4 separate regions of the Homo sapiens genome follow, and regions 1, 3 and 4 are each linked to region 2. Evidence: chromatin contacts called from ENCODE Hi-C or POLR2A ChIA-PET data. All regions are on one chromosome and are shown on one strand. Each heading gives the region's core, a stretch centred on a gene start or an enhancer-like site at or near the end of the contact. The rest is flanking DNA. Distances are from core to core; before and after follow the strand shown. Region 1 overlaps ADGRV1 (adhesion G protein-coupled receptor V1). Region 2 holds the start of LUCAT1 (lung cancer associated transcript 1). Region 3 overlaps ADGRV1 (adhesion G protein-coupled receptor V1). Region 4 overlaps ADGRV1 (adhesion G protein-coupled receptor V1).

Region 1 (2,700 bases), core at 104-2,603, 210 kb after region 2:
CTCACCTGTAACTATAACCACAGACAGTTGTCTATATAGAAACTTGTAGCAACTTGGTTCTAAACTTTTAATTGTTTTGTATTTTCCCCTTCCTAAGTTGATAATGTCCTTGATTAGGCACCATCATGTAAGCTATGATCTAACTGAAGAGTTTGTCTGCTCAGGTGCAAACCTAAAAAATGACTGGAGTCACATTTCAATTGTATGCTACAATTCTGAAGGTGTGTATATGTCTGTGTGTTTGCCACACATGATCCTTGCAAGATGGTAGCCAAAAGAAGGACTATTTAGAGATAATTTAATAAATTTAAGAAATTCTTTTAGTCTAGGACAGATCGTTTCACTTTGGAAAACAAGGAAAATGTGTTCATTTGTTCCATTTGTTAATATCAGGGTGCAACATTTTTCCATTTAACAAAAGTACTAAAAATCTCAGCTTTCATTTTTGCTGCAGTTATATAATTTCTAGTTATCCAAGCATGCTTATAAAACTAATTTAAGCTGGGCACTGCTGGACTTAGGGGATGTCAGTCATGTTTTAGTGAACCAAACACTCTCATTTCACTAAGCATCACACTTAAGAGGGGACTGCTTGAACATCACTATTTCACTCCTCAATTGATCTAATTTCTAGACCCAGCCACAATCCAAATATGTGCATTGATCTTACATGACTGCCATTTGCAAAGTTGATAAACATCAATCCTACTGAAAAAGAAATATGTTTGTGTAGTTACTTCGATGTTCAAAATGAAGGAGAATAAATATTTTGTCTTCCCTAATTGTATAATGAGCAAGTTAGAATCCCAGTCATATTTCAAATGTTAAGGATTTAGGTTCCTATCATTTTATTTTACAACTCTATATGATGTTATTATGTACACAAATTCACCTGTGTGTGGATGCTTGACTCTTTAATATTGAAATTCTATGCCTTGTGTTCATTAAGATAAATGTATGTTGTCACTAACCAAATTGTAAGGCTTACCTGCAGACTGTTGAAAATGACAAAGAGAACCAACATCCAGAAGTGTCTGTAGGCCATGTGTAGTCCTCCCCAAAGCCATGTCACGGAAATCAGAGCAAAGAGATATAAAATCAGTGGAATTTCTAGAAATAAAAAAAAAAGAATTTTTGAGCTTCAGAATACTGCACAGTCACATGTATACACAGTTATTTTTGGCTTCTTTCTGTGGTATTCTAGTGCCCATTTTGAGAGAACAACCTTGGAAATCCCATTCTTATGCCAGAGGGGAGAAGGCACATTGCTGAGTCCACATTCTGTTTTGCAAATGGGGCTGCTGGTAGGCCCAGGGATGGCTGGGGGAGGATGAGAACTGTTCCTCTCCTAGACTACCACCTGCTGGACTGTTCAGTAAGTACCACAAAGCAACAATGGATTTGTAGAAATCTCCTTAAAAGACTGTTCCACCAGAAAATGGCAGGCAGTAGTGTGCTCCCGAAATTAGCATATTCCAACCAGGCACTTAAGAACAGAAATTATATAACATCGTGCGTGTGTGCGTGTGTGTGTGTGTGCATGCGCACGTGTGTGTGTGTTGGAAAAACCTGTACTCACATCTTTTTTCTGACTGAGAAGACACCAAAATTTATTGGTAAGTTTAAGAGCAAAGATGAAGTGACTGATTCATAATGATCAACTAAACTTATTCTACACATGTTCTAATGCAGTTTGTTTCAGACGTTTTCAGAATAGATTTTCTCAGGGCCAAGGGACTTTATTACCCTTTCCACTTGTCTATTTTGAGTTTTCTTTGCTATCTGAGTTTTAGAATAATAACCATATAGAGGCGATCTTAATATTTAAGTGACAAGTTATATAAGATTTAGAAAGTGAATCGGATCTTTGCAGCCACAAATAAACACATTTTCAAGCTGTTGAAAGACATCAGGGTAGACCACACCACTGACAACTTTCATGACAGACCTCAAAGCCCTTCTTTACCCACTATCATCAATTAACACCTAAAATCCTCGTCCACTATGGAAATTTAAACAGTTGCTTACAACTTTAGCAATTTTCAAATTTAATTTTACTTGGAAACAATCTCAAACATACAGAAGACGTGCAAGTAGAGTACAATGAGAAAGTTTTTTTTTCCCTGAATTAATTGAAAATTGTGAATCTGATCCCCCATTACCCTCTGAATAATGTGTATTTTCTACAAAGACATTTTCCTACATAAACATGATGCCATCAAATTAGGAAATTAACACTGATATAGTACTATCATTCTCAGATTCCATTTTATTATACCAGTAATTTCCTTTTTAGCAGAGAGATCCAGAGATCCAGTCGTGTATAGTTGACACGTCTTCGTAGATTCTTAATCCCAAATGGGTCTTCTGTGTGTCCTTGACTTTTGTAACCCTGACACTTTTGATGATTACCAGCCAGTTTTTCTTGCAGTGTCCTTAAATTTGAGTTTATTTGATTTTTCTCGTGATTAGATTTAGATTATAAGCCGTTAGAAATCACAGAAGGGATGCTGAGTTCATCTTACAGCATTCTATAAGGTGACGCAAGAACTCAATTTTTCCCGTTACTGAAGATGTTCATTTTGGTCACTTGATTAAGATGATGGCTGCACAAATTCTTCACTGTAAAGTTAGCATTTTCCCCTGTGTAATTAAGAAGTTTTATATGTGGCATTTCTTTGAAACTATGTAAATATCTTT
Region 2 (2,700 bases), core at 49-2,548:
GGATTTTTTGGATTTTTTGTAGAGACAGGGTTTCACCATGTTAGGTCAGACTGGTCTCCAACTCCTGATCTCAAGTGATCTGCATGCTCCGGCCTCCCAAAGTACCGGGATTATAGGAGTGAGCCACCACACCTGGCCTCTAGGCCACGTTCTTAAAGCTTTGTCCTGTCACCATTTATCTGCCAGGGACAAAAACAAAGAAACAAACAGAAGTAAGCCGATATCAAGTAGAAAAAAAAGCAAAACAAGTTAAGATTCTATTATGCTAGGAAGGTAGGTATAGATAAGTTCCTATAGGACCCTAATGGTCAGGATATTGAATTTCGACTTTATCCTGAAGACAATAGGGAGTCTTTGATATGGAGACAGACTAGAAATGTAAAATCAGTCTCTACATTTCAGAAACAAGGCTGAGTGCCGTGGCTCATGCCTAGAATCCCAGCACTTTGGAAGGCCGAGGCGAGCGGATCACTTGAGGTCAGCAGTTTGAGATCAGCCTGGCCAACATGGCGAAACTTCGTTTCTACTAAAAATACAAATAGCCAGGTGTGGTGGCAGGCGTCTGTAATCCCCGGTACTCAGGAAGCTGAAGCAAGAGAATTGCTTGAACCCAGGAGGCAGAGGTTGCACTGAGCCAAGATCACACCATTGCACTCCAGCCTGGGCAACAGAGTGAGACTCAGTCTCAGTAACAAAATCTAGGCTGGGCGTGGTAGCTCACGCCTGTAATCCCAGCACTTTGGGAGGCTGAGGTGGGCGGATCACCTAAGGTCAGGAGTTCCGGAGCAGCCTGGGCAACATGGTGAAACCCCGTCTCTACTAAAAATGCAAAAATTAGCTGGGTGTGGTGGCATGCGCCTGTAGTCCCAGCTACCAGGGGAGGCTGAGGCAGGAGCATCACTTGAACCCGGGAGGTGGAGGTTGCGGTGAGCCAAGATCACACCACTGTACTCCAGCCTGGCTACAGAGTGAGACTCCATCTCAAAAAAGAAAAAAAAAAAAGAAAATCTATTGACAAGATTGACAAGAGTTCATTTTAAAGATGATTCTCTACACTTGGAGCATGGGATCTTGCCTGTCAGCAATTTTCAGCCGTCTCCAGATTAGTAACTGTGACTTGCCACCCTGGTTGATGGGCTGGCAGGAAGGAGTGTGTCATATCAGAGATTGCCACAGACACCCAGGGCAATGTGATTTGTCACTTAAAGAGGACGGCAGATCAAGAGCATCTCATCCTCCGGCTGCTGAGTCATCCTGCTCTGGCAGTTATTTAAACAGAAGGCTCCAGGAGACATACAATCAACACTCCACTCAGACAATGCCCAGACCTCCAGAAACCATGTGTCAAGCTCGGATTGCCTTAGACAGGTGCAATTTAAGAACAGCTTTCATCCTCTTTTCTCTCATATTGTCACACTATGTGTTCTGACTTCTGGCTCCTTTCCTCACAAGAAGCTCACCCAGCTGGAACTCTTATGGGACCTTGGCACCAGAGACCACAAATTCCTCTTTGAAGTTTTCTAACAGCAACAATGGTATTTCTGACTTGGCTTTCTTGTATTTCTCTCACGTTAACAAAATTGGTTCAGCATCTACCATGGGCTACATGCTGAGCTACAGGTAAGGTTTGGCTAAAGGATGAATAAGAACCCCTCCTTGTCTTCAGGAGTTTGTCTAGCAGAGGAGTCTGTCATGTAATCAGGAAACTCCAGTACACAACGTGATAGCTCTAAGACAGGTATATACAAGATGATGTTCTGGACCTTAACTGTTTGGGGAGTACTACTGCCTTTGTCTAAAAGCCATCACCCTTTTTATATGCCATTTGGGAGGAACTGGGGGGACGTGGGAGGCTTCAAAGGGTTATGGGAGGATGGACATTTTAAAAGGGCTTTTCTTTTCTTTTTTTTTTTTTGAGACAGAGTTTCGCTCTGTCGCCCAGGCTGGAGTGCAGTGGCGCGCGATCTCGGTTCACTGCAAGCTCCACCTCCCGGGTTCACGCCATTCTCCTGCCTCAGCCTCCTGAGTAGCTGGGACTACAGGCGCCCGCCACCACACCCAGGTAATTTTTTGCATTTTTAGTAGAGACGGGGTTTCACCGTGTTAGCCAGGATGGTCTCGTTCTCCTGACCTCATGATTCACCCGCCTTGGCCTTCCAAAATGCTGGGATTACAGGCGTGAGCCACTGTGCCCTGCCAAAGGCCTTTTCAAATCTAACGATGTACTCACATTTCCACCTGTCTGCCAGCCCTTGTCCAGTTTGACCTGGGCACTCACTGCTGCTCTGGTGGTGAGTACTGCTGATGGTTCTTTTCCCTGCCCATCCTTGAGGTGCTCGCTTCAATATGTCAAATGAGGACTCTCATTACATTTGGCTGTCATACATCAGCCACAACTGTCCTGCCCAGAAGAGCTGGCCTTGGCTTTAAAGCCTACATCCTGGCTGACCTTCTTTACTGCTTTATTAAGGAATCCAACTTGCTGTTTGCTATCACATGTGCTATACATGCTGTTGATGAAACTGCTAAAGGGGCTGAATGTGACTGACGTCTTTGGAAGGATGAGACTTAGCGTGCCTGTACAGTTGTGTCCAAATGCTGTCCTCATCTCCCAATGAAAAGGTATTGTAAATAAAGAGAAAGATCAGAGGCTTATTTTAAACACTAAATATGAGCTAGGAGCTGTCCTAGACACTATGT
Region 3 (2,700 bases), core at 100-2,599, 190 kb after region 2:
GAAGCAGAGTGACTTTATTTTGGAAAGGGTTAACAAGCTTGTTTAGGTTATGAATCAACAGCACTGCTGGTCTGTTGAATTTGAAAACATCCCAAATTTGTATTATGAAAACAGAGGAGAATTAAAATGGTTCAGGGCAAGTACTGGTGTCTCTATAAAGGCAGCTTCCTAATTTCTTATCCTGGATTTAAGCTGTCACTAAGATCTTCCTTTTGCTTTGTCTACTGTATGATTATATGGACTGTTTATCCAGCTGAAGAAATATGTCTCTAAGACATAAAGTCTTTAAGTGATCCCTTTTGTAATAACCCAAATCTCTAGTAAGATTTTTTTTTTTTTTTTTTGGTGAGACTGGGTTTAGCTCCTTTACCAAGACAGGAGTGCAGTGGCAGGATCAGAGCTAACTGTAGCCTTGAATTACTGGGCTCAAGGGATCTTCCTGCCTCAGCCTCTGGAGTAGCTGGGACTATAGGCACACTACCATGCCTAGTTAATTTTTAAATTTTTTGTAGAGACAACATGTCACTGTGTTGCCCAGGTGGGTCTCAAACTCCTGGCCTCAAGCAATCTGCCCACATCAGCCTCCCAAAGGGTTAGGATTACAGGCATGAGCCACTAGGCCAGCCAGATTTCTATTATTTGACAAATATGAAGTCTCAAATGTCTTGTGGGATGCCTGCAGAGTATTCAAGGGATAATAGCAACTAGCCCTGACTAGGGATGGACTCCCATACTGGTAATGGCTTGTTCTTCTCTGACCTAAGGCAGATTACAAAGAGTCTGGTACAGCACCTACCAGCAAGCGCAAAGGTGCTCTTTGTTCAGGTTGTTGGGAAGTGCAATCAGGTGACCTTGTGTATTATTTGGTTACCGTAATTCTGGAAACAAGGAACTGTAGTCTATAGAACAGACACCTGGCTGTTCTGCAAGGCTGGATGCCTGTCTTCAGATGTTAGAAAATCAAAAACTTTATAATATGGGTATGCTGCTTGCTGCCTCCGAGAGAGGCACATCCATTCAAACACCAGGCATATCTGCTGTTGCTTCTGCCCTTCCTAAATCCACAATCTCCCTACAGAAGTGGTCCACAAATGACAGAGCCATTTCACAGACAAATCCTGTTTCCAGTGCAATGCTGCAAACATAGATTAAGTCATAACTTGGAACCCTTCCACTGAGAAAACTTACAAGAAGCAAAGCAACTTTTTAAAGCATAGCAAAATAAACATTTGCTCCATGACTTACTGAATTTGGCACATGAAAAATATGCACTTCCAGTAAACTTGGTGATTTAACTGAGGTACCGGCTTTACCTTCCTGGTTGCTCAAGGCCACCAGACTGCTCTGGGGGGCTGACCTCATTTCTACTTCTACCCTCTTCACTAAGTCTATTATTTGAGGCAAAGCATGTAACCTTTAGCTATTTTAGCTCCTCTAAGTGGGGCAATGCTGCTGGCTTTTACCATAGTCTTAGGAAAAATGTTGAATAATTATATTCTTTTCATGTAAACATTGTTTTGGTAGAACACACTGGAAAATTATGAAGCATCTAAATAATTTGAAAATGTCAGTTTGGGTTGAGGTGTTAACACCGGTTAGTCATCTAAAGAGATTTCCCTACATTGAGAGAATTTGTGGAAGGGGAGTGGAGGCATTGGAAATTTCAAATAAGAGATTTAATTCAACAAGAATTTACTGGGAACTCTGTGCCAGCTCTGTAATTAAGCTTTACAGGCAGTACAAAAGAACCAAGAGAGTGGGTCTTCAGGGAACTGGTTAGGGAACTGCCCCAGGCAATGTATGATGAGGTGCCAAATGAGTGAAAATATGGAATGCAATGAGGTGGGGGTTGCATCAGAAGATGTTACTATAAACTAGAGTGGGCATGGAAAGCTTCAAGGAAGTAGTCCATTTAAAGCTGGATTCCAAAGAAAGGTAAGGTTTGAAACATTTAAAAAGGAAAACAGAACTACAGATGGATATAGCATGGTAGAAGGAAGACGACAATGAAATAAGATCCCTCTGTATCAAATATGAACATAATCACTGCATGTGTTCATTTCATCTGATATACCTCAAAATAGTGCTTTCTAAGCTCTGTTGATCTGGTTACCAATGAAAAGCTCTAGCACAAAATGCATTCACTCAAAATAAATTTGGAGAATTATTTAAGGCCGTGCAACTCTTCTCCTTTATTCCTTTGAAAAAAATAATAAAGCTACCCTTTACTGAGTGTTTACTGTGTGGCAAGCACTGGGCTAAGCATATTATGTGTTATTTCATTTACTGGGATTTAGGGATGGCACTCTAACTGGAATTCAAACTTAGGCCTGTCTGATTCCAAGTCTAACTCTATGCTGTGATTTGCCCAAGACTAGTGTCGCCTGGATTCTCTATGGACCTTAGGGATTGTCAATGTACTTTCAGGGATCAGGCAACAGCTCTGTGCTGTGATGCTCCAGACTGTAGCTCTCACTGTATCTTCCAAGTATATTCCTGGCCCTTTCAAGGAAGTAATAGTAATAGCTACTTTTGGGGGGAAATGATATTATAATGCATGACCTACCCAAAGTGAATGAAATGCACTTTTAGAGACCACTGTTTGTACGCCATGTCAGCAGCAGAGTTTAAAAGACTCTCGTACAAGTTTAGGGGATGTCAACCTCTGTGCTTCTCCACTCTCATCCATTCAGGGGAGGC
Region 4 (2,700 bases), core at 114-2,613, 260 kb after region 2:
CCTAATTTTTTAATTGAATAAATATGTAAGGACGTTGGTGTTTGCTGTGTAATGGGTTAGTACATAAAAATGTACTAAGATATCTAAACCCTAAATATGCTCATATTGGATTGTTGCTAGTCTATGATGTTACTATTAATTAGTATTTATTTATCATTTTTATGTGTCCTGCAATGTTACAGTTAAAACTGGAAACTTAAGAAATGTAAAAGGCCAATATGCAAGGGATATTTGATAAATGTTAAAAAGAAATATGGGCCAAAAATCTGGAGAAAACTTGAGATAGAGGTCATGAATTAATTTCAGAAGAGGAAAGTAAAACTAAAAGGAAATACAGGCTAAAATTTTATCCACTTTATGGGGAATTCCCAATATTGAGGGGGAAATGACACATTTCACTTTCCCTGAAGCTTTGAAGTGGTAAGAATTAGATCATACATATGTAGAGGCAACATTTTAAAAGTCCCAATTTGAACTGCCCTAAACTAGACACGTCTAATGAGCTAGATAGACAGATGTCAAGAGAGCTCCTTTATGATTTTTGTAAAGAAGCTTCTCAAAAGAAAATGATCTTGCTGTTGAGGGTATAATGTAGGGGGAAGGACAGAGTGAGGAGAAGCCTTTTACTGATGGGTTAGAATAATTCTGCTTGCAAAAAAAATACTGGTAATAATGAAGGCTCTGAGGCCAGATATTTGGAAGGATCCCAGGTACACCTCTTATTGACTTTGCAACTATGTAGCTTCTCCACATACTCAGTATGTAGCTTCTCCACAGCTCAGTTTTCCAAAAAATAAAATAGGGAAAACAATGGCATCTACCTTACAAGAGTGCAGTGAGAACCAAATGAGTGAATACATGTAAAGGTCTTGGATCAGAGGCTGGCATGCCGTAGGTACTCAATAAAAGATAACCATGATCACTGTCGTCTATTGCTAAGCCCAAATCCTCCTATGTATACAGTATACAAGATTTAATTTGCATTAAAAAAGAGAAGATACCAAATAGTAGAGAGGAAAGTGTGAACATTCATCACATTTATTTATGTGTCAGAGAAAAGTGCTGTGCAGTATGAGTTCAGTGAAAGAAAACAGTGCCTCAGTTGGGGTAGTCAGGAGACTTTGTGGAAGAGGCAGGTGAAATCAGCTCTTTCTCTCTTGAGTTCTTTACCGATCAGCAGGTGTGTAAGGTGACTCAGTCATGCAATTATGATTGTCTGCCTGTGTCCACAGCACGTCCGCATGAGGGGAAGGAGGAAAACTTTCCCTTTGCTACTTTTCCTCATGACTCATGTGTGTTTCTGCAAAATCAGTGTTGAAACTTGGTCCAATTTGAAAAGTCAAGGTAATGATGGGTCATTCAAAAAGAGGCACGTAATAAGGAAGCCCAACATGACACCATCACACCACCAGTGACTGACAAACCAGTCTGGCCAGTGGTGTTAGCAGCAGTAAATTGACTATTGGTTCAGGGGCTTTTCTAGGGATTTAAACTTAGGGTTTCTTATCTTCCATACTACTGTCCCACTCCCACAAAGCTTCCAAAAAGAGGGCAAAAGATGCCAAAAAAAAAAAAAGGTCAATTACCTAACGATTTTATGGAAGAGGGAGGGTTTCTAGCCTTTCAAAGCCTGCATTCTGGATGGGGTGACTGCTGGAAGATCTCAGTGTTGACTATTGGAATGCAGGCCACTATTAATATCCCTGCCATTCTGAGCTGCCCATTAGAAAGATAACAGCACTTCCTTCTTTAAAAAATAAGTTCCTTCATTGAATCTGAGCACTAGAAGGGATAGTAGAGGTCATGCCACCCTCCCTCCAGCATGATGGGTGAAGAAACCAAGTGCAAGGACTTCTGAGGCCTGCCCAGCACCTGACTGTTTAAACTCCTGGTCAGTGCTATAATGAGGCTTCTCAGCGTAAGTCAGACTCCATGGAAAAATAACCTAAAATGTTTTCAGGGACCATATTCTGCAAATAATCTAAAATCCCTTGTTAAGCAAATGTCTGAAACATTTTATTCTTTGCATATGCATTCCCAGGGGTTAGGGGACTATTGAATAAATCAAGTGTTTAGTGAACATCACACTAAACATGCTCATTCCTAAGTATAATACTCACTAGTAATACCTGGGCAGCACAGACACACGTATTCCTTCCATAAAACAGTTTTCAAAGACACCACACATCAACATTTTTGCATAATACAAAAATTCATGTAAAATAATACAACTAATTCCGTTAGAAGGAGAGAGAGCAAAGCTAGGAGGAAAGAGCAATGAACCCAAACCAACATTCTGTCACTCACAATCCCCTCTCCCACCAAGGCCCTTTCCCCATCCAAAAAAAATTGGCTTCAGTTGAAAAATATTTTATCATAAGGAATTTATTTTTGTCAACAGGATGTTCCTGTTATTTTCAAGTCTTGTAGTTTCAACAACAGGATTTCAGGGCAGTGAAATAAAATAGGAACAGCAGAGTAATTTGAATTTCTGAGCATACTCATGCATGTATAAGAAAAGTCCAAATAGTCTAAAACTGGCTTTAAACAATGTAAGGCTGTCTCCTTATGCACTTTCTAAATTTCTTCTCATTAAAAAAATGATGATCTAATAGACAGTAAATATTTTTGACTGATATTCTTAAGTTTTTAATTGTAGCCAAACTTCTTAATTGTGGAGCTGGGCCAGCTAATATCTTC

The links. A loop is a pair of places that touch in the nucleus more often than their neighbours do. ChIA-PET counts read pairs that join two places held with the same protein, here RNA polymerase II (POLR2A). Pooled maps may share reads with other maps.
Region 1: a loop to region 2 is called in a map of MCF 10A, with 9 times the contacts of the local background. The contact joins the enhancer-like site here to the promoter of LUCAT1 in region 2. A Hi-C loop is called at or near these places in 13 of 168 maps with a recorded cell type or tissue (A673, CD4-positive, alpha-beta memory T cell, MCF 10A and 10 more), 1 of 37 single-sample maps with no recorded cell type and 22 of 50 pooled maps. POLR2A ChIA-PET finds 5 or more read pairs at or near these places in 2 of 52 experiments (A673 and Panc1).
Region 3: a loop to region 2 is called in a pooled map, with 6 times the contacts of the local background. The contact joins the enhancer-like site here to the promoter of LUCAT1 in region 2. A Hi-C loop is called at or near these places in 2 of 168 maps with a recorded cell type or tissue (PC-9 and gastrocnemius medialis) and 10 of 50 pooled maps. POLR2A ChIA-PET finds 5 or more read pairs at or near these places in 3 of 52 experiments (A673, BJ and Panc1).
Region 4: a loop to region 2 is called in a pooled map, with 12 times the contacts of the local background. The contact joins the enhancer-like site here to the promoter of LUCAT1 in region 2. A Hi-C loop is called at or near these places in 7 of 50 pooled maps. POLR2A ChIA-PET finds 5 or more read pairs at or near these places in 3 of 52 experiments (A673, HepG2 and endothelial cell of umbilical vein).

What each region holds. Positions count from the first base shown.
Region 1 is chr5:91,100,629-91,103,328 of GRCh38, reverse strand. It overlaps ADGRV1 (adhesion G protein-coupled receptor V1), which reads right to left. Exons shown (of 90, transcript NM_032119.4): 87 at 989-1,110. Among named protein-coding and RNA genes, the nearest start is that of LUCAT1, 210 kb to the left of the region's middle. Within about 2 kb of position 1,353, at least 3 of the 41 ENCODE cell types and tissues checked have a DNase peak (open chromatin) inside an H3K27ac peak, as active enhancers do.
Region 2 is chr5:91,313,000-91,315,699 of GRCh38, reverse strand. It overlaps LUCAT1 (lung cancer associated transcript 1), which reads left to right and starts at 1,298. Exons shown (of 5, transcript NR_103548.1): 1 at 1,298-1,620; 2 at 1,923-2,062; 3 at 2,471-2,622. RefSeq lists enhancers at 999-1,786, 674-1,873.
Region 3 is chr5:91,125,185-91,127,884 of GRCh38, reverse strand. The region is part of intron 87 of ADGRV1 (adhesion G protein-coupled receptor V1); the gene reads right to left. Among named protein-coding and RNA genes, the nearest start is that of LUCAT1, 190 kb to the left of the region's middle. Within about 2 kb of position 1,349, at least 7 of the 41 ENCODE cell types and tissues checked have a DNase peak (open chromatin) inside an H3K27ac peak, as active enhancers do.
Region 4 is chr5:91,057,339-91,060,038 of GRCh38, reverse strand. All of the region lies in intron 85 of ADGRV1 (adhesion G protein-coupled receptor V1), which reads right to left. Among named protein-coding and RNA genes, the nearest start is that of LUCAT1, 260 kb to the left of the region's middle. Within about 2 kb of position 1,363, at least 5 of the 41 ENCODE cell types and tissues checked have a DNase peak (open chromatin) inside an H3K27ac peak, as active enhancers do.